Linked DNA regions of Homo sapiens: regions 1 and 3 are each linked to region 2. The links are chromatin loops, found by intact Hi-C in ENCODE. Cell type or tissue: MCF 10A. All regions are shown on one strand. Links, peaks and the distances in the headings refer to the core of each region. The heading gives the core; the rest is flanking DNA.

Region 1 (8,321 bases), core at 11-8,010, 400 kb after region 2:
TTTGCCATCTGCTTAATGGTCTCCAATGCTCACCTCCCTTTCAGGTGACAGCATTTCTCTTCAAATGACCATCTTTATGCTGGACAGGAGGCCAGGGAGTGAGAAATTTGAGAGAAGAAAAAGTGCAGATGGTGGGAAGTAGTGGCCAGAAGGCAAAGCTGGTCACCAAGTAGTGAGTGCTCTGTGGCGGAATTGAAGAGATTCAGCTCAGAGTCTGCCATTGATTTATTTCTTTTTAGATTCTTTTAGAGACAGGATCTCACTCTGTCATTCAGGCTGGAGTGCAATGGTGCAACCGTAGCTCACTGCAGCCTCAAACTCCTTGGCTAACATGATCCTACTGCCTCAGCCACTGAGCAGCAGGAACTATAGGCATGTGCCACCATACCTGGCTAATTTTTTAAAGCTTTTTCTAGAGGCAGGCTGTCTTTGCTATTTTGCTCAGGCTGGTCTTGAATTCCTTGCTTCAAGCAATCCTCCCACGTTGGGCTCCCAAACTGCTAGGATTGCAGGCATAAGCCACCATGCTTGGCTATGTCTGCTATTTAATGTTAAGTTTTTATGTAAGCTGTGTTATAATGCAAACTTTCCTCCATTTCTCTAAGCAAAACTTTAGTCAAGTCTGCTATCCTTGACCGTTTGACAAGACAGCTGCACTTAGAGGCACCATGTCTACTGTTTGGTCAGGTGGTACAGAGAGAAGAGAACAACCTCACAAGGCACGCTGGCTGACTGGCTCAGTGGCTTAGATGTCAATGGAAGCAGGAAGTAAGAGGAACAGAAACTATGATATTGTAAGCCCCCAGAATTCATGGAAATCTCACTGGATTGTCAGATCACTGGATTGGCCACAGCATGTGAGATAGGGAAGCCTGGAGGGGATATTCTTTTCATTAATTAAAGGAAAGGGTTAGGGGACTTGGATTCCCTCAACCCAACAGGCTGAGGTGACTTGGATCACTTAGGAAGCAATAACACTACTGAGCATCATCATGCCCTTTCCTTCCAGGACACAAAATCTTGCTAGAGAGTAGGCAAGATTAGGTTGAGTTAAGGCCAAGAACAACCACCAAGACCTGCCTGCCCTTGGCCCTGAAGCCGTGAATCCTCACCTATAAGGATTCTTCCTCCCAGGGACTCCCTTTTTTACTCCCAGAAGTCCAGCTCCATCCCTTTCCTATTTGCCCTTGTCTGTCAGACTGGTTTGTATCCTAAGCCTGGATCAAGTTAAGTCCCCCACCATGGGACCTCTGGTCATCTGGATCATCAGTGTCATCGAGCAACCTATTACCCTAAGAAGGCCTTGTTTGCTGAGAGCACTTGGAGGATCTCCACAGGGAGCCGCCAACTCCTGATGCCAGCATAGCTGAGTCTCAGCTGAGCTGCAGCCAAGAGTTACTGAGACAAAAGAGTTTGAGGTTACTTAGTTGATACCTCCAAGCCCGAAAACCTTTCTTGGTTTTGGAAGTCCTTCTTTTTCTCCTTACACAGCCCATTGCTCGTGAGCACACACAGATGGTCCAAGGAATGACAGGCTTCTTTTGTGATGGGTGTTGACTGACACAAACGTGGATAGCTTATTAGGTCACAAGGTACCATCTTTTCTTGGCACAGGCTTATGGCACTCGTTATTGCCCCAGGAGCCCACAGACCCGTCACCACATTACTTTTGGTCTGCAGGCTCTTCCACAGACTCGGGTGCTCTTCAACCTTTGCCGAACATCAGAATCACCTGGGGCAACTGTCCAAGATGCAGGCCCCAGGGCCCTGTGCCTTGGGGATTTTGAGGCTGGTGGTGCACAGCCTGTCCTGGGAGAAGCCCTGCTGCAGCCCTTAGCTTTCAGCTTCCAGTGTGTCACCTCCATGCTCCCCACCCTCCAGGGTCTTCTGAAGCCTTTATTTTTGCTCTGATGTGGCCCCCTTCAGGGCCAGGTTTATCCTTTTTGCTTCGGGTGGATTACTGGTTCAGTCACCTATCACACCATCCTGTCAGTACTCTCTTTTATAGTTCTCCTGCTCTCTTCACATTTTTTTTTTAACCACTCATAGTTCCTCATAATTTTGCTCTTCCTCCTGCTTCCATCCCCCACCTAACCTTCTGGATAAAATTCACTTTGTGTCTGGGCACAATGACGGATGCCTGTAATCCCAGCACTTTGAGAGACTGAGGCAGGAGGATCACTTAAGGCCAGGAGTTCAACACCAACCTGGACAACACAGTGAGACCCCCATCTCAAAAAAAATCATCTCTATAATGTCTCCTTTAGATAGACAGAACAAAAACATTTACATGTTAAGAGAAACTTCTCTTTACCACCCTTAAAATATTTAAAATACCAAAGATCTCATATTTATATGATTAACAGAGAAAACTCAGACCCATGGGCCACCCAGGAACAGTGACAAAATCTACTTCAAAGTTGTTGCTGTGGCTGAGTCACTGTCTCTGTAATCGGGGAGCTGTTCCCAAGCTGCCTTCACTGTAACGCTGAGAACCCTGAAGAATTTTCACTATTTCCAGTCACCGTTACTGTGACAGGGCTCTACGTTAGCAGTTTTAGAGTCACCTACATTCCTTATTTTAAATGAAAATTGAAATGCTTTGAAGATTTATATTTACCAAATGAGCTGAGGAAAAAGTAAGTGCTTAAAATATATTGCAATTGCAGAAATGAAAATCATTTTTAGGTATAAAATTGAATTTTTAGATTTCAATCACTTCCTACTCATTTAAATTCTTTCAGTAAAGGTCTCAAAGCTTTAAAGGGAAAAGAGAGCAGAACTAAGAATTGAACCATTTAAAACTTGGTGAGACAGGTAATAAATTATACCTGAATCATTTAATGGTTTAGTAGTCTGGCGTTTAAGGAATCTTCTACAAATGTGGTGTTGGGTAGTATCACCTGAATTCAGCTACTTTAATAAAGAACTATACTTTCATAGAGAGGAAGGAAAAAGCGATGGATCTAATCTTGACTTCAGGTAAAACAGCTCCCCCGCGCCCACCAACGCGGTATTACTGCCACCTAGTGATAGCATATCCTCATCACAGAGGTCCTGCCTGTGGAAGTGGAGGGGAAGAGGTGTAGTAAGCACAGCCAGTAGGGCGAATCCACAAATTAAATACACCCGGGGGTTGGGGGTGGCGAGGGGAGCGCTAGAGTAAGGCTATATTTTCTATAATGTCCATTCTCATTGCTTCCAGGGCTATTTTAAGAAATATTTATTTTGATGGGGTTTCAAAGTAAGTCATATGAGGACCTGTAAGCCACAGTTTTTACTCCCGCGGAGTTTGTTTTACGCAGGCTTCAAATGGACAAATAACATACATCTGAGGTTCAAGCTTTCTATTAATTTAATGCTGGCCTGGAAAACATTTTGTGATTTAAAAGAAAGCACCAAAGTTAGCTGTATTATTACTGGACTCAGCAAGGAAAGAATTGGGCTCAGTCAGAAGTGCCAGAATCCCTGTAACTAGGGGTGAAATCTCAGGCAAGTATCTTAATAGTTTCCAACCCCACTTGCCCAACCTGTTAAATAGGGGAACTGAAGTAGGTTCCCTCTAAGATGCTCTCCATGAAAAGCTCTAAGACTCCTCTTATTCATTTCTGAAGTCCTACCCCAAGGTAGACCAAACGTTCTGACATTTTGGCTGAGCTGCTCCATTCACACACATTATCATGAACGATTTCAAATTTTACCCATTTTCAAAAGCTGAATCTACCCTGGTGCTTCGTGGAAGCTAAGAATCTGGGAGATATCTCAGCTGGCCAGTTGGTCAAATTATCTTTGTTATTTGCCATTAGCTCCCGTTAGTTAACACAGCAATCTTTTCAGATGAAGTGTGGACAAGAAGACAAAAAGTATTTGGATAGGGCCCACAGGATCCAAAAGTGCGTAACCTTGTTTAATTTCATTTGGTTGAGTTAGCAGCTACTTTTGCAGACTTAAATGCAAAAATGCTGGTGTGTTTGAAGTTTCATTTTTGTCCAGGCTTTCATTACTCAGAAATCAGTGCTGACACAATTAAGCATGACCTTTCCATGCAGATGGTGCCTTGCTTCACCAGCACAAACAGCATCTGCCACACTCACCCACAAGTGCACATGTTTGCATATTTTTAAGACACTGCATCTAAAAATGGTAAAGTAAGTGCTGAAGTAAAGCCTTTGCGGAAGGGAGCATAATATCACTTAATCTGTTTGCATTACCTGTTAAGAAAGCCAGAGTGAAGTTCTAGGAAATTAGGAGACATGCAAAACACAGCACTCTTCTTAAACCACACATGTGCTCTCTTAACATTATTGGAATAATGTATTAACACTGCTCTATCTGAAGGCATGTTGATTTGCTGTGCTAAGAGGTGTTTGGTTAAATATAAATCATCCCCAGCTTCAGCAAGAAAGCCTAATATATATTATGTATGTGTGCAGGATAGCTTCAGCAACCCTGGGTATTTGTTTCTAAAAAGTCACATTATTTCAAAGTTAAAAGGGAACTTAAAAGTGACTTAGAATAACTTTCCTTCTAATATAAGAATCTTTTTTACCAGTGACATACAAAGGTGAGGGGGTGCTTGGGAGCACTTTAATCCCTGGTATAGTCAATAACAATAAAGAAACAGGCTGTGCGTTGTGGCTCATGCCTATAAACCTAACACTTTGGGAGCCTGAGGCGGGAGGATTGCTTCAACCCAGGAATTCAAGACCAGCCTGGAAAGAATGGCAAAATCGTGTCTCTACCAAAAAATACAAAAATAAGCCTGGTGTAGTGGTGCATGCTTGTAGTCCCAGCTATTCAGGAGGCTGAGGTGGGAGGATGGCTTGAGCTGAGGAGGCAGACATTGCAGTGAGGTGAGATCATGCCACTGCACTCCAGCCTGGGTGACAGAGCCAGACACTCTCTAAAAAAAAAAAAAAAAAAAAAAAAAAGAAAGAAAGGGAATAAAGAAACAATGATAATGATAAAACCAATGAGAAGTCATTCTGCTCTTTATTATCACCAGAAACCAGCAATTCTAACCAATGTCAATGACAGAATATACCTCTCAGCAGAGGCAAACCATTCCTCACTCCCTACCAAAAACTGAACATTTGTGTCCCACAAAATTCCTATGTAAAAGCCTAATCCCCAATGTGATGGTATTTGGAGGTGGAGCCTTTGGGAGGTGATTAAGTCATAAGGTCATAATTCTCATTAATGGGATTCATGTCTTATAAAAGAGGTCCCAGGGAACTTCCCAGCCCCTCCCACCATGTGAAGACACAGCAAGAAGACAGCCAGCATCTATGAACCATGAATCAGGCATTATCAGACCCCACATCTGCTGGTGCCTTGATCTTGGACTTCCTAGACTCCAGAAATGTGAGAAATAAATTTCTGTTTTGTGTAAGCTACCCAGTCTGTGGGATGGGGTGGGGAGAGTGACCCAGGACCCCTAGTGATGAAGGTGGGGAGAGTGACCCAGGACCCCTAGAAATGGGGTAAGGGAAGAGTAACCCAGGACCCCTAGGGATGGGGTGGGGAGAGTGACCCAGGACCCTAGGGATGGGGTGGGGAGAGTGACTCAGTACCCCTAGAAATGGGATGAGGTGACAGTGACCCAGGACCCCTAGGGATGGGGTGGGGAGAGTGACCCGGGACCCTTAGGGATGGGGTGGGGAGAGTGACCCACGTTATTCACAGTCATATGAATAAGAAATTCACTTCTGTGTTGAAGTGTTAAATTTTGGGTCTTTCTGAAGTAGCAATTTAGCATACCCTGATGAACACAGGAGAGAATGAGGCAGAGTGAAAAGAACCTTGAGTGAAAATGTTATGTGCTAGTTATTCATCAATTGGCTTCAGCTCCACTTCTGACCTCCTCTCCTCGCCTGGTATCATAGGGGACTGGAAGCCCACAAACTACATTTCACTAATTCCCTTGCCAGCTGTCTTCCAGAAAGAATTTGCTAACAGGAAGACTGGAGAAGGGTAGAAATCTGGGGTTTTTTTGTTTTTGTTTTTGTTTTTTTCTTCCTTAGGCAGTGCTTTCAGCACCATGAGCAGCCTTCAGCAATGGTGGGCAGCTGCATGCTCCAAAAGCCTCAGTCCCAGTTTTCAGCTGCATCAACAGAGTTGTGTCCTTCTGGTCCCACAGACCAGCAGTGGCAGCTAAATGTCTACAGTGGCTTCTCTTTTCTTAACTGGATAGTGACTGATGCACATAAATTCTCTTCCTGGTGCTGCTAATTTCTGACAATTTTCTTAACATTTCTGAGCTCCAATTTTCTTATCTATTAAAAAATAACAAGAATAGCAATACCTGCTCTGTGTCAATAACATAATGTTCATGATATACAAATGAAAATGATTATGAACACTCATAATCTAAAGAAATGTATTTTTATGGATCCTGGTTAAGTTTGCTGTTATTGGTCATGTCTTTCTCTTTCTAGACCTCCAGGAGCCTATTGAATGTTTCTAAATTGTGATCCAGTCAAATATGTTAGTTATTTTTTCATTTGAAAAGATGAATATAGCCTGCACCAACAGGGGGAGCTGTTCTTTTATAACCACTGAGAGTGGCTGTATTTCTTCTTTGAGGGCAAAGCTTTAATTGTTTCAACACCAGCTACTGGGAAATGTCACCAGTGAACCAATTAGCCTGGCTTCCTGAACCATGTAGAACTGATTATCCAAGTCAGGCCGGCAATGGGCTTGGGCACAGGGTATATGGTAGACACAAATGAAGAGTGACCTCAATGTCCCATTAATGTTACTTGACTTGTGCTCACTTGACCTCAGGTTGCTTGTAAAAAAGGTAGGGTCTTAGCCCTTTCTCCCTGAAATCCTCCCCAGTGATTTCTGGGAAGGGCTGGCTTTTTATTTCACTTTAGCTTTCTCGTTAGGTAGGTGACTTTGCATAGTTACCTTCAGTGGATTTACTGTATTATGGTTTTTAGGTTGCTCTTAAAGTGAGAAAAAAATGTGCTTGAGGTAGACCAGGTAGCCCTTTTGATACTTTTAGCCAGGTAATTCTTTATTGTGGGGGCTGTACTGCACACTAGGATATTCAGCATCACTGCACACTAAATGCCAGTAGGCTCCCCAGGTTGTGACAACTAACAATGAAAACCACCTCAAAAATGAGGACCCAATTGAGAACCACCATTTTAGGGGCTATGGATACTATATCAGTGAAGGTTCTCCAGAGAAACAAAACCAATAGTATGTATATATGTGGAGTGTGAGAGTGTGTGTGTGTGAGAGAGAGAGAGGGTGTGTGTGTGTGTGTGTGTGTGTGTGTGTGTGTGTGTGTGTGCGTTGTATAAAATAAGGAATTTCCTCACATAATTATGTAGGCTGGTAAGTCCAAGATCTGCAGGGTGGGCTCACAGGCTGGAGAACTAGTTCAAGTCCAAAGGCTGTCTACTATAGTACCAGGAAGAGTTGATGCTGCAAATGAAGACCAAATGCAGTCTACTGGAAAATTATGTTGCTCGGGGGAGGCTGGTCTTTTGGTTCTGTTCAAATTTTCAACTGGTTGGATGAGGTCCACCCACGTTATAGAGAGCAATCTGCTTTACTCAGAGCCTACCATTTAAATGTTAATTCACTCAAAAACACTCTTATAGAAACACCCCGAATAACATCTGACCAACTATCTGGGCAACCCGTGGTCTGGCCGAGTTGACACGTAAAAGTAACCATCAAAGATATAAGGTGATCAAGACCCTGGAAGTCCCTGCCTCTGGGAGCTCACATTCTAGGCATTGACCCAGATGATAGGCAAGTGTTTCAGTTATCTATCGCTGGCTGTATTAGTCCATTTTCATGCTGCTGATAAAGACATACCCAAGACTGGGCAATTTACAAAAGAAAGAGGTTTATTGGAATTACAGTTCCATATGGCTGGGGAGGCCTCACAATCATGGCAGAAGGCATGGAGGAGCAAGTCATCTTATGTGGATGGCAGCAGGCAAAGAGAGCGCTTGTTCAGGGAAACTCCCATTTTTAAAACCATCAGATCTCATGAGACCTATTCACTATCATGAGAACAGCAGGGGAAAGACCCACCCCATGATTCAGTTATTTCACACTGGGTCCTTCCCACAACATGTGGGAATTATGGGAGCTACAAGATGAGATTTGGGTGGGGACAAGGAGCCAAACCATATCACTGCCTAACAAACCATCCCAAGCTTCATGGCATCAAATAGCAAACATCTTATTAAGTGCATGTATTCTTTAGATCCAAAATTCAAACAGGGCATGGTTTGTCTCTCCTCTTTGATGTCTGGGGCCTCAGCTGGCAATATGCAAACCACTAGGAGAGAGTG
Region 2 (8,321 bases), core at 167-8,166:
GCATTGCCTATAAGGAAGAAGATGACTCTGACCTTTCCTCTTTCCTTCTTGGTACATCCAAACATGTCCATTGCCCTGCCCTACCCATCTACCCACTCCATGTGCATGGAAGCATCAGAGTTTCTCATAATGGAAACTCTACTCTGAGCTGGTGAGACTTCAGGCAGAGACTATCCTCTGGGCCATCACCGATGAAAGGATTTTAGGAGGATCAGGGAGGTGTTGAAAGCTCTTACTGGAAGGTGAAATGGGAATTGCATTGAGCTGCAGTGGCAGCCTTCAACTCTAGTTTTTCTAGGCCTTTGACAGGGAACCTCCAAGATCTCAAGTGAGGGGGCTCTGGGCACTAGGTTACCTCATGGGCCTGACAGCCAACAAAAGGGTGTTATATGGTCTCCTAGTATAAATTTCTGTGCTTCAGGTAATTCTGAACCCCCTCACTCCATGACTTTAGGGAGAAGAGGGTAATGGGGGTAATAGGAGATGCCCTGAAACACCTAAAAGCTTTTTCCTCTCAGCATGTATTCTCTAGGACTTGTAGTCTAAGATGTGAGATGGGACTAGGAATACTACCTCAGTCCATTTGGGCTGCTGTAACAAAATACCATAGACTGGGTGGCTTACAAATCACAGGAATTTATTTCTCACAGCCCTGGAGGCTGGGAAGTCCAAGATCAAGGTGCTGGCAGTTTGGGTGTCTAGTGAGGACCCTCTTCCTGGTTTGAAGGCAGGTACCTTCCTACTCACTGCAGCCTTGACTTCTTGGGCTCATGTGATCCTCCCACTTCAGCCTCCTGAGTAGCTAGGATTACAGGCACACACCACTATGTTGGGCTAATTTTAAAATTATTTGTAGAGACAGGGTCTCACTATGTTGCCCAGGCTGGTCTTGAACTCCTGGGCTCAAGCGATCCTAGCTTTCAGCCTGTGAAAGTGCTGGGATTACAGGCATGAGCCTTCATACCTGGCCTCTGGCCTCTTTTATAAGAGCACTAACCCCATTCATAAGGCCTTTTCCCCCATGACCTAATTACCTTCCAAAGGCTCTGCCTCCAAATACTATCAAGGGGATTGGGGGTTTTAGAATTTTAACATATGAGTGCTGGGGTTACATAAACTTTCAGACCGTAGCAAACACCTCACAGGTAGAACTAGCATAAGGACTCTGGGATGTTTATTCATCCAAAAGGGTTTCTTTAGGGCCTGAGTACTCCACGGGCTACACCCAACATATAACTAAACAAGACAGTCATGTGACATTTAGAACTTGATCCACCATTCCACCTGTGCAGCATCTGAAAATCTGGTGAGTGGAGGTTTAAGGAAATAAGTTGGAGCAGCCCATGTATTGCAGCAGTTCCCAAGCACTGAAAGTAGTAAGACTCTTACTTTAGTTCACTGGAGACTGAGGGCATCAGATTCTCCCACCTTCGGCATTAGCTCCCAAGGCTGTTCTCACTTCCGTTCATGGGATGCAGAAAATACTGACCCCAGCAGGAGGCAGTCTCCTTCTATGTCTCCAATGCTACAGAGAAGCACCAAAATCATAAGGATCCAAATGCTGAAAGGCTAATAGAAAGAATCCTTCAACCTGATGGAGAGTTGCGGGCATATCTCCTTTATGTCCCTATTTTTTCAGAAGAGCATTGCATGCCCTGCTCCCAACCTCCCCAACCCCATTTCTCCTGCCTTAGCCAAACCCATGTCTGAGCTAGGAGAAGAAGGTGAGCTCTTTTGACTATATATAAAGCCATAATAATAATATTAAAAAGTTCACTTTGGATTTCTATCACCATTCCTTTTCACCATGTGGTAAGCAGCTAAAGCCCAAAAGGACCTGGGGCACTCATAACCACATGCTTCACATGCATCACTCTTCTGCTGGAACCAAGGCAAAGGAGCTCCACTGGCACCCCAAAACCTCAGTTGAGACCACTTCTTAAACACTCCTTTCACTACCCCTGTGCTTTAACATGACTTATTTTCTATAAAGTTGTAAGAAAGTGGTAAGATTTTCTTAATCAACTACCCCTGTTGGGGGGGCCCAGCCCATAAGGAAGCCCCTTCTTTTAAAAGATCTGTTACTGTAGGCTTTGATCATCACTTTGGGAATACTTGTGAAAACTGTTAGAAGTTTGTCCTGGTGATTTTTACCATATTTCTGAATTCTGATTCTGAAAGCTGAGCTAATCATACACGGGATTAACGGTGCTTTAAAAGTTAATGGTTAATGATTAAAACACTTATGTTCTTGACTCTCCCTAAACTGAATTGTGGATGCAAAGTTCAAGAGAGAGAAACCAGTCAATACTGGAGCTGAAACAGACTGAAAACAAAATATGTTACCTAATGCTGAGCCTGTAACAGCAATGCAACTCTGAAACTAGATATGGCCTCATAGCTTCCTGGAATCTGAAAATAGTTACCTCAAAACTCATACTCAAAATAATGCCATAAAAAATACACAAAGTTCCAACTTTGTTTCTCAAAGAGCAAGATTTTTCATTCTCATTTTTAGGGAAAGAAACCATGTGTTAAATGAGAAAACAGAATCCAGCTACTCAACAAAGAGTGGGTGTGATCAGAAGGTGTGGTGCCGAATATCCTGCTTCAAGTCCCCAGCGTGTTTCATAAATTAGTAGCTTACCTTGGCAGAGAAAACAGATTCATTTTTCCCAGTAATTTGCCTTTTCGAGATGGAAATCTCCTTTTGAGCAGCACATTTTTCTATAGCCCTGAAAAGACCAATTTATATTTAAATGCATAATACACTCAGAATTTAAAAGGGGAAGGTAGTCATCACAAAAGTCAACTGCAAATTTCACATTGGCTTTAATTTCCCTATAGAACACCAGTTTATCAAATCTGAAGACTTACTTCATCAGTTCTTGATCTTAGAGGGTCTTTCAGCTTTGAGGAGTATCAGGGGCAAAGTGCTAATTTAGACAATAAACAAGCGCATTGTCTTTCTCTTGCTAAGACTGCAAAGGGTAACAGTATGTCAAATTGCTTTTCTTCTGACTGGGCTGAAAAACTCAGTCTGGTATCCCTAGTTATTTTTTACTTAACAGAAGCTCGGCATTAATGTGTGGCTTGGTTAATAGCAATGAGAAAAATAGTTACTACTTTAAAATGTTGTCTAGTAGAAGAGTTACCTCAAAACCTGAATCCTAAGAGGGGGCTATCAAAATGAAAGAGAAATTGATGATGACTCATTAATGAAACATAAGTCATTGAAATGTGGTCTATGATGGTCAGCCTCTTCCTGTGGTTGGTGAATCATTTCACCAGCAATTCTCAATCACATTTGGCCACTGCTCCTCTCAGGCAGCCCCTTGGCTATAGCTCCACTCCATCACTTGCCAGATTCTAGTAACTTCCTTGTCATCGACCTTCAGGCCTAGGGGCAATAATAGCTTCCCACTGTAGCGAAACCCTGGATACTTCAACATCCCTTATTGGAGTGATTAACCCTGCCTGTACCTCTGGAAAGAAAATTATCTCCCATTAAGCCCTAACTTGATTAAACAGGGGTTCCCTGCTAAGACCCTGACTGATACAGGTCCTACCTTCAGGTTTTCCACCAGACAAATCAATAAGCAGTGACTACTCAGCATGAGTACTACTGTGATGGAAATTCTAGTTCTCAGCCTAATCAGTAAGACGTTAACCAACATAAGGAACTGAGAAAATGTAACATGAAGAATGTAGCAACCACTGAATGCTTAGGGTTGAATGAACAAAACCATTCTTTCAACCTACAATTATAAATTTAGAACCTATAGGTAGAGGAATTGTGTGCGGGAATTAGAACACTTAAAATAGGAGAATGGGATCATTCTGTGGGATTAAACACTAATAAATGCAAATAAAGTATAAAAAGATAGACTTGAAGTCACATTGAAGATATAAGCAATCTCCCCCAATAATTCCCTTAGTATATGAAACTGTAAGCAAGATAATAATTTACATACTGATCAGATCATTTTATGTCCATTTTTCTCATTCCTAAAGCAGTTCCCAGGGCCTGCATGACAAAAGTGGGAGGATGAGCTTTACTCAAGTTGCTCAGCCAGTCCAGCATTTCTGGGTTTGATGTCTCCATCAAGCACAAAATTCTCAACTGTGGCCTTATTTTCTCAGTTCTGCTGGAAAAGAGAAGCAATCAAGGCAGTTGGAAAAATGTCCCAAGATAGGAGTGGTTATTTCTGTTTCTCTTCCTAGCGTCAGCATGAACTCACTGATAGCTAAATGCTGCCACCTTCCTGCCCTCATAAGTACTGCAGAGGAAACCAATCCTGAAAGGCCCAAACTGGATGGAATTAGAGACCATTATTCTAAGTGAAGTAACTCAGGAATGGAAAACCAAACACTGTATGTTCTCACTCATAAGTGGGAACGCAAATGAGGACGCAAAAGCATAACAATGGTACAGTGAACTTTGGGGACTCAGGGGAAAGGGTGGGAGAAGGGTGGTACAGTGTACACCGCTCAAGTGATGGGTGCTCCAAGATCTCAGAACTCACCACTAAAGAACTTATTCGTGTAACCAAACACCACCTGTTTCCCACAAATCTATTGAAATTAAAAAAAGGAAAAAGAAAAAGAAAGAGAAAAATTATTTTTTAAAAATCGAGTATGGAGAACCTCAAAAAAAAAAAAAAAAAAAAGGAAAGAAAAGAAAAGAAACACTGGTGGATCTCTATTCTTGTTAGCTTCTCTGCCAGCGGCTGGAGTTAGATGAATAGACCTGTGAAAGAACAAACACATAAACAGAAAATTAAATGATAACATGATACACGAAAAGAGACTTATACCAGGTTACAAAGAGACAGCAGACACATTGAGATCAGAGGAGATATTCTGGAGGAGTGAAGATAAAACTAAACCCTAAAAAATGAGCAGGAATTTGCCAAGACAAAGGGGAAGGATGAGAGAATATTCAAGGAGGAGGAGTAGCAAGACAGAAAGCAAGAAAGAAAATAAAACCCTGCATGGTGTGCGCAGCATTTTAATGTTGTCTGAGAATGTTGGGTAGTGCAGGGAGCAATGGGAACCCATCTCGAGGGGCCCTTGATGCCTATTAATAATCTTGGAGGCAAAGTAAAGCCCCTGAATATTTATTAAGCAGAAGTGGCATGGTCAGATTTGCCTTTTGGATATTACAGTCTGGGGACAGTGGGAAAGCTATATCTGAAGGGAGTAAGACAAGAGGCAAGGTATGTGAAATTTCTTGAAGTTCTCTTTGTAATTATCCTGAAGAAAGACAAGAAGATAGCAAAATTTCTCTTTAAGTATTGGTGATTTTCTAAAGAAAAATGAAAAATTAAGTCACAAAGACCATGTTTTTGGTGAGTACTGAGTAAACATTTTGAAACTCAGTAAATCTCACCAGAAGAATATCGTAATTCCCAAAGTAGAACTAAGCTTAGAACCGAGCTTGTCTCCAATGAATGATAATGGAGGTAAATCCATGGTAATTAGACCCTGAATCCTCTGCCTTGATTTTAAGAGAGAAACAAGCCAATGAAAGATAAGTATCCTTCTTCTTAAAGAAAACGGAGGAATAAGAAAGAGTTCCTGCTCTGATGGAAAGAAGGAGGGCAGAGATAAAACCTACGCCTAGGTGTTTGGCATTACCTCCATCCTTTTCAGGTGGTGGTCTATTCCCCTCTCTCCTACATGAACAAGAATCTGCTGGGGCTCAAGCAGAGCTGGTCACAATGAACAGAGCATCTCCTCTACATTCTACACATCCTGTCCATGCTGGGACCGTGAGGTATCCTGCTCTAAGGCTTGAAGTGAGAGAATGTGGATGTATTAGTTCATTCTCACACTGCTATAAAGAACTGCCCAAGGATGGGTAATTTATAAAGGAAAGAGATTCAACTGACTCACAGTTCAGCACGGCTTTGGAAACTTACAATCATGGCAGAAGGCAAAGTGGAAACAAGGCACCTTCTTCACAAGGCAGCAGGAAGGAGAAGAGCAAAGAAGGAAGAGCCCTTTATGAAACCATCAGATCTCATGAGAACTCACTCACTATCACGAGAACAGCATGGGGAAACTGTCCCCATGATTCAGTTACCTCCACCTGGTCTGTCCCTTGACATATAGGGATTATGGGGATTATGGGAATTATAATTCAAGATGAGATTTGGGTGGGGACACAAAGCCTAACCATATCAGTGGAGAATGAGTGTGATGCTGCTTTCTCCTTTGCTCTCAAAAATCCTTTATGTATTTAAAGCACAGAGGAAGAGAGTGCTGAATTTAGCATTCCCATGGGTGGGATTGGGGGATTTGAATAAGCCATTCAAATTAATTCCAAGGCCATTCTACAGTAGGCAGGGACATGCATTCGGTGGTTATTGCAGGAATATGGGCAAGAGATAAAGGAATGAACTAGGGCAACAAGCTAGCAGGGAAGAGGAAGAGAGAATTGATTGTTTCAATACTTTTAAGTTTCAAAGGGACAACACCCCAAAGTAGGATTAGAATTCTGCCATACCAAGCATCCTCTAAGCAGATAGGGATAAAATAAGGTTTCCTGATGGTGCTGGGACTGAGGTCCTAGAACCGAGTCCTCTCTTGTTTCTTCCGAGGGATTTCATCTTCGATTAAGCTATCTCTTTTGAGTGTTTCTTTCAAATGTAGCCAAGTGCTTCCTAGAACTTTCAGTGTCTTCCAGGAGAGACTATGTCTATGATTCTAATTTTCTAGAACAAATGCACTAGATAAGTCTCCTAGTTTGAAGCAGCAAATTGCAAGTGCTTTAGCACCTTTTCTTCCTTAGGGAGACACCCCTCAGTCTTCTTTTGGAAGGTAAAGGAAAACCAATAACCAATTTTATGACAATTTCAGAAACCCTCTCAAAACCATAGTAGGTACAGAAAAGTTATTAATAATAAAAAAGAAACCTCATTCTAGTTAGAACCTTTGAGAATGCTATATCAGACTTCAGAAAATAGCTACTGTGAGTTTTAATTGGAGGTAGAGTTGTAATCAAACCCAGGCCTCCTGAATTAGGTCACCACATCACACTTTTGACAAGTTGTAATACACAATCAGAGTACAATATTTGTACTTCCTATTTTTTGGCAGGAAAGTTTGTTTTATAAAAGGCCTTTCTGAATAAATAGTACTAAAATGATGCATGCCAGGTAGTTATGTAACTATGTGGTTCTTTGCCAAAACTTGCATTGAAATTTGTAAAATGCTAGTGAAATTAAAACAACATATCCATTTTTTTTTTCAAATATACCATTGCAAATTCAAGTAAGCCTTATTATTTTTTTAAATTTTACTTTAAGTTCTGGGATACATGTGCAGTACGTACAGGTTTGTTACATAGGTATACATGTGCCATGGTGGTTTGCTCCACCTATCAACCCGTCATCTAGGTTTTAAGCCCCAGATGCATTAGGTATTTGTCCTAATGCTAGTAAACATTAATTAAAATGTTGACTTGAATCTGAAGTGTAAGTCTCATTGGTTTACCAAACAGAAAAATAAATCCAAATTTAAAATTAAAAATTTGACTACCTGAAAGAGCTGTTGCCAAAAACATGCTTTATTATTTCACTCAATTCTTTGGCTAACATGAAGATGCATTTAATGAGCTGGACACGTGACACAGCCAGAAATACATAATCTTCTCAATTCAATTGTTAAATCAGCTAAGAATGTTTGCGTAGTGTCCATTGGGCACAAAACGTTCTATTAATACTAGGTACTGTTTTGAGAAAGAACTTAGAACATAATTCTTATCTTCTGACACTTTACATGTAAAACGGAATGGACTTTCAGTGAAGGCATCCGTCACTTTTCTGTACCCTATAGGGTAACAGACAAAGTCAGATACATGGTGGAAAGAACTACTGGAACCTAAAGCTGGTGGCCTAGGTAATCGAGATTTTCCTTAATGAAGGGAATCTAACTCTGTGAGGGAGTAAGGAATAAAAAAATGGACAAATACCTATGCATGAAGAAGATGAATACTATAAACTAGTTTATGGGGCCTTGGTTAGTTACTTATTACATAAAAATATAAATAATTTTAGATGTAAATAGCAATGAGAAACAAAAAAGAAATTGCTGGTGAAAGAAATCTTTGCAGAGACTGGAGTTGAAGTCGTGGGCAAGAGGGTACTCTTGGGAATGCTATTTCTATATAGTCCTTTTCTTCCTCTAAATTAAAATAATTTCATATCAATTTTGGCACTAATCAAATCACATTATCTTTGGGAAATATACATAAGGAAGCTGATTATTGAGGTAAATGTATAAAAATGTCCACAAGGTTTTAGCATCTTTTTCAG
Region 3 (8,321 bases), core at 221-8,220, 250 kb before region 2:
AGATGATAGGAGGAAAGCTGGCCAGTGGGATGATTAAAACAATTTCGGTGGGAGTGGGAATTCAGACCATGTAAATGGTCTGAATTAAGAAAATTTCAAGAAACAAAAAATGTTTCTAATGAGCCAAAGTGAAAGCTCTTCATGATTTCTTTATAGAGGCTCTCTAGTGCTTGTCCTAATTTCCTGAAATCTCATGGGTATCTTACTCTCCTGGTGCCCGCCTCAAACATTCACTGTAGCAATTATATGAGCAGCCTAGAGAATCCCAATCCCAGTGGTCTTGCTCCCTGGATCTACTTTCTCTTAAAAATCATTCCCCTAAGTTTCCGTCACTTGGTTGAAGTTTAGTAGATATCTCCACATCTCCAGCTAGAACAGCACCAGAATTTCAGGACTAGGGCAATAGAGTCTGATATTAAATTCTATTTCTATCTATCTATCTATCATCTATCTATCTATCTATCTATCTATCTATCTATCTATCTATCTATCTACAGAACAATTTGTGGGATAGTAGCTTTGGGGTCCCAGATCTAGGATGGGCCTGGTCCTCCATGCTGGTTCTCCTGGGTGATATTTCTGTTAGTTTGAACAGTAATCACACTTTTATTACTGTTTCATCTTTTTTTTTTCACTCTTAGACTGATTTTATCATGTGTATAAAACATACACACACCTACATCTCAAGGATAAACATTAATCCTTGAAAAATATGTGGTCTAAAACTATATTGAGGAGAGAAAGATAGGACACTTTAATTGCCACATGATTAACACGAGGTCACCACACAGCTTTCACAAATCTACAAGTCATTCTATTTAGGCTGAGTCAAGTTCTCCCTTGGGCCAGCCAGAGCACAAATAATGGAGCAATGTGACTCTTCAATGACAGATCTCTGATTTCCAGAAAAGAGACTTTGAAATACCCAATTCTAGTAAATATGCAATTAAATTTCCAGCTAAATGACCTTTGCTCCTGTAGTCTTCATCTTGGGGAAGGGAAAGAAGTCTTATTCTGTTTAATAGTTTGATTTTTATAATAGGGTTTGTCTCTGTTATAAATCTTGTTTGATATTTAAAATGTTAGCTAAGAGAAAACTTCTGTTTGTTTTTATTTAGTGGGAAGAAACTAACCCTCATTGAGTGCCTAGTTAACATCAGGCACTTTGTACACATAATCAATTGAATCTTGACCACAACCCTGTGAGGTAAGTATTATGTACCATATTAACAAATAAGACAACATGCTTACCCCGTTTGATCTTTTCAGTGTTTGTTAGGGAAGCAGAGGTTTGATTTGAAGTCTGTTTGATTACAAAGTTCATGTTTGCTGTCAAATTGCTGATCTTGAAAGTTTTAGGATGTTCGATGAAATTTGGGCTTTGTAGTCTCCCCTCTCTTGCTGTTATCTGTAAATAGAACTTTGAGAAATTGTTCAGTTTTATGTTTGAGAGATTGTTTACATTTGAGATTTTGTACTGTTATTGTTGTAAAGTTAATGGTTACTCTATCGGATTACTACTTTAGGTCATAGTTAGAATGCAGGAAAAATATTTTTTCATCATTAGATGAGTATCTGTAAGTCAACAATTCATACTAATATAATTATTTTAGTATTGAGATACCAGGCAAATATAACTTTTCTGTATTACTCAGATTTTACTTAAACATTACCTCTTCAAGGTGGGCCTCCCTAAATCTCTCAGACTAGGTCAGGACCCTGAGTTACAAGCCACCTATACTTTTCCTTCATAGTACTTTAAACTTTTATTAATACTTTCAAAATTTGGTGGGCTCACTTTTATCTCAGTTTCATCTTGCGATTTCTCTGGGATGAATATAACATGCAAGACTGAAGTGCACTTGCAGAATAGCAGGGAAACGTTCACAGAATGGACCTGAGCTGCCCTGAGGCAGGGTCAGTGTAATGGGTTATTCCTCAAGAAAATGAAGGTCAGAGACTGGAAGATAATGAAGAAAGAGACACTGAGTTGTCAAACATCGCATATGTTTTATTGGATATTAATGAAATACGAAATGAGTGATCATATGTCAAACACCTTCACATTCTGCTAGTGGTAGAAACAAAGCACAGTCGTCAAATCAAATAAAAAAACCTAAAAGCCAGAGAACATAGCTCTAAAGACAATGAATGCCATATTTTCTAAAAGGCTTAGTACAAATATAAAAATATCTAAGTATTTTATACACACACATTGCTATTTTAGTATTTACAGTTTATCTTAGGACTATACTTTCAGAGTTCATTTCTACAGTTCGTTACAGCTTACCTCGAAAACTAAAATCTGCTTTCCAATCTAAAATAAGTCTACCTTTTCATTCTGGCTTGGAACAGCCAATAATCTTTTTCTAATATTTACCACAATTTGTAATCATCTATTATTTGTGTGTTTATGTGTTTAATGTCGATTCCCCTTATGAGACTGTAAGCTCTGTGAAGGTAAGGACCGTGTCTGTTCTGTTCAAATCATGTACTCAGTGCCTCCCTACTAATAATGCCTGACCTACTGTCATTTTATAGACTACTTGTTTACTGAATGTGGAGTGACTAGGGCCAGGAACGTCTGCACACTGAGCCAGCTTGAAATAATGACAGAATAAATTTGGCCTCTGTAGCATGAACGTTAATGTTGCTTAAAAATCTTTCTTGTTGACCGGGCTTGGTGGCTCATGCCTGTAATCCCAGCACTTTGGGAGGCCGAGATGGGCGGATCATGGGGTCAGGAGATCGAGACCATCCTGGCTAACACGGTGAAACCCCGTCTCTACTAAAAATACGAAAAATTAGCTGGCCTGGTGGCGGGCGCCTGTAGTCCCAGCTACTCGGGAGGCTGAGGCAGGAGAATGGCGTGAACCCGGGAGGCGGAGCTTGCAGTGAGCCAAGATTGTGCCACTGCACTCCAGCCTGGGCAACAGAGCAAGACTCTGTCTCAAAAAAAAACAAAAAAAAAAACACCAAAAACCCTTTCTTGTTAAAAATCGTTTCCTTTAATCTTAGATCTGCATTTAGTCATTGTACGTTTTGCAGATCCATGGATGATTCTGGGTTTAGTTCTTTGTGAGACTGCCAGAAACTCCCAGAGGCTGGATCTATGCATAAAGAGAGGCCATTGGAGAGAATGTCTACTGAATTGCTGAAGACAATTGCTACCGAGAATAGATCGTAACTTAGGAAGAAACAATTCAGTACCAAAAGAGTAATTGGAGCCCTTCTGGAAAACACTAGTAAGGTACCTCAAGACTTGTAGATGCTAGATAAAAATAGCATGCTGTTGAAGACTTTTAAAGGCCTAATTTTACGTTGTGCACATGTACCCTAAAACTTAAAGTATAATAAAAAAATTACATAAATAACGTTTGTTATAGATGTAAGTTAGGGTGGTTTTAATCTATCTTCCCCAGGTAAATAACTGTATAATTATATTTTGATAATGGCCAGCAGGTCTTTACATTCTTCAGGTTTTCTCTTCCAGATATATGTACTATCTCTTGGTCTATAGATGGCACTCTAGCTATCAGGATACCATGAAAAAAAATCTGGGATATTGGAAAGGGCACATTTTTTTTTGAGGTCATCAGGGTGCTCAATGCAAACCATGGTTGAACACTTAAAGATGTCCAGTAGCTGCTTGAAGATTTCCTGATAAAGAGCTACAAGCACCATGTTCTGCCAGCAGTCATAGGCACTTGGATTTTCTCTCTTCAGATTTAGCTTCTTCTCCTTTTGTCAAACTGCCTGGACAGAGATGCAATTGCTCCTGGTCCTAGAGTCTGTCCACAGCCCTCAACTTTCTAGTTGTTATCTCCCCAGAGATAATATGAGTTGTAATCTTCCAAAGATGCTAGATGTCTAGAATCATTTCCAGAATGCTCCCCGGACCATCATAAAAATAAAGCACCTGCTAATTCCCCCCAGGACTCAAGTCATGCCTGTTCATGTATCTTCCATTCAATTTGCAGCATATCTGTGGTTTAGGACAGTCTTTCTCGAGTGATCCATAGTGAAGGATGACTTTTTGTTTGTTTTATTTTCAGTGTATTGTGGACTGGTACTTTGTGTAAAATATAATAAAATTAGTTGTTAGAAATGTAAAATCGTAAATAAAAACAGACATACAAAATACAAACTGCATTTTTTATTAGTAGATTCAAAAGACAAAATTACTCTGCCAATGTGCTATAGTAGTTTCTTTTCTGACATTTAAAATTCAGATTAAACTTTATTTAAATCAGAAACACAATTCTTAAAAATTGCATTTAGAGTCAAGATCCCTTTTATAACCCTCTTGTTATAAAAATCAGAAGGAATATTTGTAAGTAAAGCAGATATCTCTCTAGGTTAATGAGACCAGATTTGACTTTGGATTTTGTACTTTAAATAGATTCTAGAAGATAGATGAAAAAATATGTTATTTACAGAAAACCGCATCTACCTGTGTATTCAGAGGCATAAATTTTTTGATGGAAATGACTTCAGTACACGCTGGAATCTCAGAAGCAATTTTCAAAGAGCTTAGTTTTATTTTCTTGGATTCTAAGAATTTCTAAAATCCTTTTTCATCCTCAATTTTGGGAGCCAAATAATACTTTAAATGTTCCATATCCGGCAATCTTATACTCTACAGCAAGGGGTGCATCTGCAGACATACTGAGTGTTACTGGGAAGAGAGAGTGGAGTGCCTGTTATAAAGAAATTTAAGTAACTTAGTGCAAAAGTTAGCTGAACTGGCCCATTCATCATTATGGCAACAGCCTCCTCTTCTTTATTGTAATTACTTGTTTGTGGCAATGTTTCCATGTCCAAGTTCTCCATTTGCAGAAAAATTCACTCCATCTTTTGCACAAGAAATTATAGCAGACTCTCCAATATGACTGAGATCTTGGCATATATGAACAAATTCACTAGAATGCATCTTTATTACACAGCTGTACTCTTGTTCTGGAATTTCAAGTTGCTCAACATCTAGAGTCATTAACTTCAATTCACAGTCTAAAAGTTCTCTTGATTTAGTGCTTCAAATTCTAGCACCAAGAGATCCATAGTACCTTCAGCCCTCCATGTAGTGATGTCTTCACTGCCATTGTTGTATTTTAGCATTTTGGACATGCTGGTGAGGCTCATGCTCATGGCTAGGTTGTGGTCACAGTGGTATGTGTTGAAGCCCTGGTCACACAGGGTTAGCTGCACTAAGGAAATGTGTGATACTTTCATGCTGTGTAGGTTCACCTGCTTGAACTGTTGTCCCAGCAGGCCTATCTCTCACATTGAATAGGGCTGACTGTGCAACTAATAAGATGTTGTGGAGATGACAGTGTGTGACATCTGAGGCTATGTCATAAAATACATTGTGACTTCTCACTGTTTCTGGGAGAAGTCAGCTTTCATATCACAAAGACACTCAAGCAGCACTGTGAAGAGGCGCAGGTGGTAAAACTGAAGACCTTCACAAACAGCCAGCACTAATTTGCCAACCAAATGACGGTCTTTGGAAAACAGATCCTCTGGCCTCAGGCAAGTCTTCAAAGACTACAGTCCCAGTCAACCTTTCACTGCAACCTCATGGTAAACCCCGCACTGGTACATCAAGCTGCTCCTGAATTCCTGACTCACAGAAACTGTGAGAGAATAAATGTGGTTGTTCTGGGACACTAGGTTTTGGGGTAATCTGTTATGCACCAATAGATAACAAATAGAGACCAGTACATAAATCAATACATTACTTCCATCTGTGTGATAGGTGTTATGATAGAAGTAGAATACAAGGTGTGGTACAGACAGAGCGGATCTGAAGTAGTAGCCTGTTGTCTTAGTCTGTTTTGTGCTGCTATAATGGTATTTCACAGACTGGGTAATTTATAAAGAACAGAAATTTATTCTCTCACAGTTCTAGAGGCTGGCAGGTCTAAAATCAAGGCACGGTCAGGTTAGGGCTCAGTCTCTCTGCTTTCAAGATGGTGCCTTGAGCACTGCATCCTCCAGAGAGGAGAAACATTGTGTCCCCACATGGCAGAAGAGCAGGAGAGGAAAGGAGACAAATGAGAATTGGGCTCACCCTTTTATAATAGCATTAATTAATTCATGAAGGTGGAGCCCTCATGAGCTAAACACCTCCTTTTAGGTTCTATCTTCCAACACTGTTGCTTTGGAGATGAGGTTTTCAACAAGTTAGCTGAACTGGCTCATTCATCTTTATGGCAACAGCCCCTTCTTTATTGTCATTACTTGTTTGTAACAATGTTGCCACTTCCAAGTTCTCCACTTGCAGAAAATTTTACTCCATCTTTTGCACAGGAAATTGTAATTTTGGGGACATATTGAAACTATGGCATCTACCAAATTAGTAACTCTACCGAGGGAATGCTACAATTCAAGTTTTCATGTTTTCCACAAGCCTGCTATAAATTATTACTTGTTGATTACAAAATAATCAGCAAAATACAAGTATTTATTCCTTTGTACATGGAAGCAACCAAACACTTTTTTTTTGGAATGAAGGTCTACAAGTGATGACAATCTATATTTGTCTTCCTGGTTAAGTACAACTGTAACCAGGGGGGTGGACTCTTGAATTCATGTTTCTCTTTATTTTTTCAATGTTGAGAAGGTAACCAACAATACATGTGGCCAAATAAAAAGCTTTCACATAAAACATTTCAAAAATTTTTAATTCATTGATCCTCTCCTTCCCTCACCCCCAATAAATTTTTTAGTTAACTGGGATGCCTCCTCATTCACAGAATGAAGGACCCATGCTAGCATTTGGGTTACTTTGGTGGCAATGTCAGCTCAGACTCTGCATCTGAGAGTTCTTTAAAGATATGGGTATTTCTGGCCAGGCGTGGTAGCACAGGCCTGTAATCTCAGCACTTTGGAAGGCCAATTTGGGAGAATTGCTTAAGACTAGGGGTTCAAGACCAGCCTGGGCAAAATAGCAAGATCCTGCCTCTACAAAAAAAAAAAAAAAAATTAGCCAGGCTTTATAGCAAGTCCCTGTAGTCCCAGCTACTTGGGAAGCTGAGGTGGAAGGACTGCTCGAGCCCAGGAGTTTGAGGTTGCAGTGAACTATGAATGTGCCACTGCACTCTAGCCTGGGTGACAGAGTGAGACCCTATCTCAAAATAAATAAATAAATAAATAAATAAATAAATACAAGCATTTCCCCTTTCCCCATATATATTAATACTGGTTTATCAGTCTAGGGAAGGTCTGAGGGAATTGATAATGTATACAATTACTGTGTGTTGGGTTCTTTCTGCAGAGGACCTAGCCTTGCTTCAACTGATGGGCTCTGGATTTGAGAACTGGGTTAGGTTTGGAAACTGGATAAAGAGATTATAATTTTCTATTGTGGCAGCTGACATCAGCCTTTGGCTCACTCATTATTGATCTTCTTTTGGGTGTGCAGGTCAGGCAGTACCCTCATCCATCTTAGATCTAGGCACACCATGATCTATTAACCATCACTATAGATCCCTGTATGTCACAGCCCCCTGGTTTCCATTCAACCTTTGTTACCTATTTGGATAACTACATCTGTCTTTCTCTTGATGGCTAAGTAGTGCCTCCTGGCCTCTGCTGTTTCATAATCCTATCATCCCTGAATCCTAGGGGCTTCCCTATCATTATCCCTGGTGTACAAAGCATAGACACTGCCAAGCCTCTCAATGAGGCCAGTGCCCTTCATCCCCAGCCCTTGCACCACTTTGCATTTCTTATTGCTTTAGTAAAAGGGGTGTTCCCTTTTGATTCTCTTGAGAAACACGGTCATCTTCTGGATTTTCAGGTCTCATATGATAGGTCCAGTTGAACATTCCCACCTCTCTGAGCCTCTTGACTTCTTCCTTAGCACTCTTCCAAAGCATTTCTGGAATCTTCACCTGATTTGTTGTAGGCCATAATTTCCCCTCTGCCCCCAATTTTAAAGGAGCTATCCCAGTGGCACAGAACTGATTCCAGATGTCTTTCTTGGGGTACTACTTCCTCAGTTGCAGGAGATTGCCCCGATTTCAACAACCTCTCCCTTATATTCTGCTCCCCTGGCTGAGCATGCTCATGATTGATGTCTAATATGGTTTTTCTATTCCTGCAGGTACATATGAGTTGGGTCCTATAGTGATTTTTTGGTGAACTGGTTCCCTAGTCAAGCTGAGATTTGATTGTTGACCTTATTTATTGGCCTAGAAACCATGTAGGGACATGAGGACATACTTTGAGGAGGATAACATCATCTTTTATTTAAAAAAAACATTATTTTTAATTTTTTATGGGTACATATTAGGTATACATATTTATGGGGTACA

What was found. Peaks named below come from ENCODE experiments on the same cell type or tissue, not always from the same donor. Only the 100,000 strongest peaks of a DNase experiment are listed, where the experiment ranks them.
Region 1: a loop joins it to region 2, with 7 times the contacts of the local background. A loop is called at or near these places in 8 of 110 quality-filtered maps.
Region 3: it touches region 2 in a loop (14-fold over the local background); 6 of 110 quality-filtered maps call a loop at or near these places.

Annotation. Positions count from the first base shown.
Region 1 is chr4:99,805,429-99,813,749 of GRCh38, forward strand. No RefSeq gene overlaps it. Among named protein-coding and RNA genes, the nearest start is that of DAPP1, 7.2 kb to the right of the region's middle. In MCF 10A, for the core only: CTCF peaks have their summits at 3,024 (motif pointing left) and 6,573 (motif pointing right); DNase peaks (open chromatin) are centred at 3,023 and 6,553.
Region 2 is chr4:99,401,444-99,409,764 of GRCh38, forward strand. It overlaps LOC102723576 (a long non-coding RNA gene), which reads right to left and starts at 3,937. Exons shown (of 5, transcript XR_939020.3): 1 at 2,878-3,937; 2 at 2,648-2,735; 3 at 1,390-1,525. RefSeq lists enhancers at 1,551-8,321, 2,168-2,442, 2,210-2,354, 3,328-3,517, cis regulatory regions at 2,220-2,231, 2,276-2,289, 6,943-7,284 and a silencer at 4,069-4,363. In MCF 10A, for the core only: a CTCF peak has its summit at 4,278; DNase peaks (open chromatin) are centred at 3,318 and 4,248.
Region 3 is chr4:99,156,373-99,164,693 of GRCh38, forward strand. LOC100507053 (a long non-coding RNA gene) reads left to right here. Exons shown (of 10, transcript NR_037884.1): 3 at 1-1,207. It also overlaps the pseudogene PCNAP1 and the pseudogene PCNAP2. Among named protein-coding and RNA genes, the nearest start is that of ADH4, 16 kb to the left of the region's middle. RefSeq lists an enhancer at 846-1,411. In MCF 10A, for the core only: a CTCF peak has its summit at 3,533; no DNase peak of the experiment used is centred there.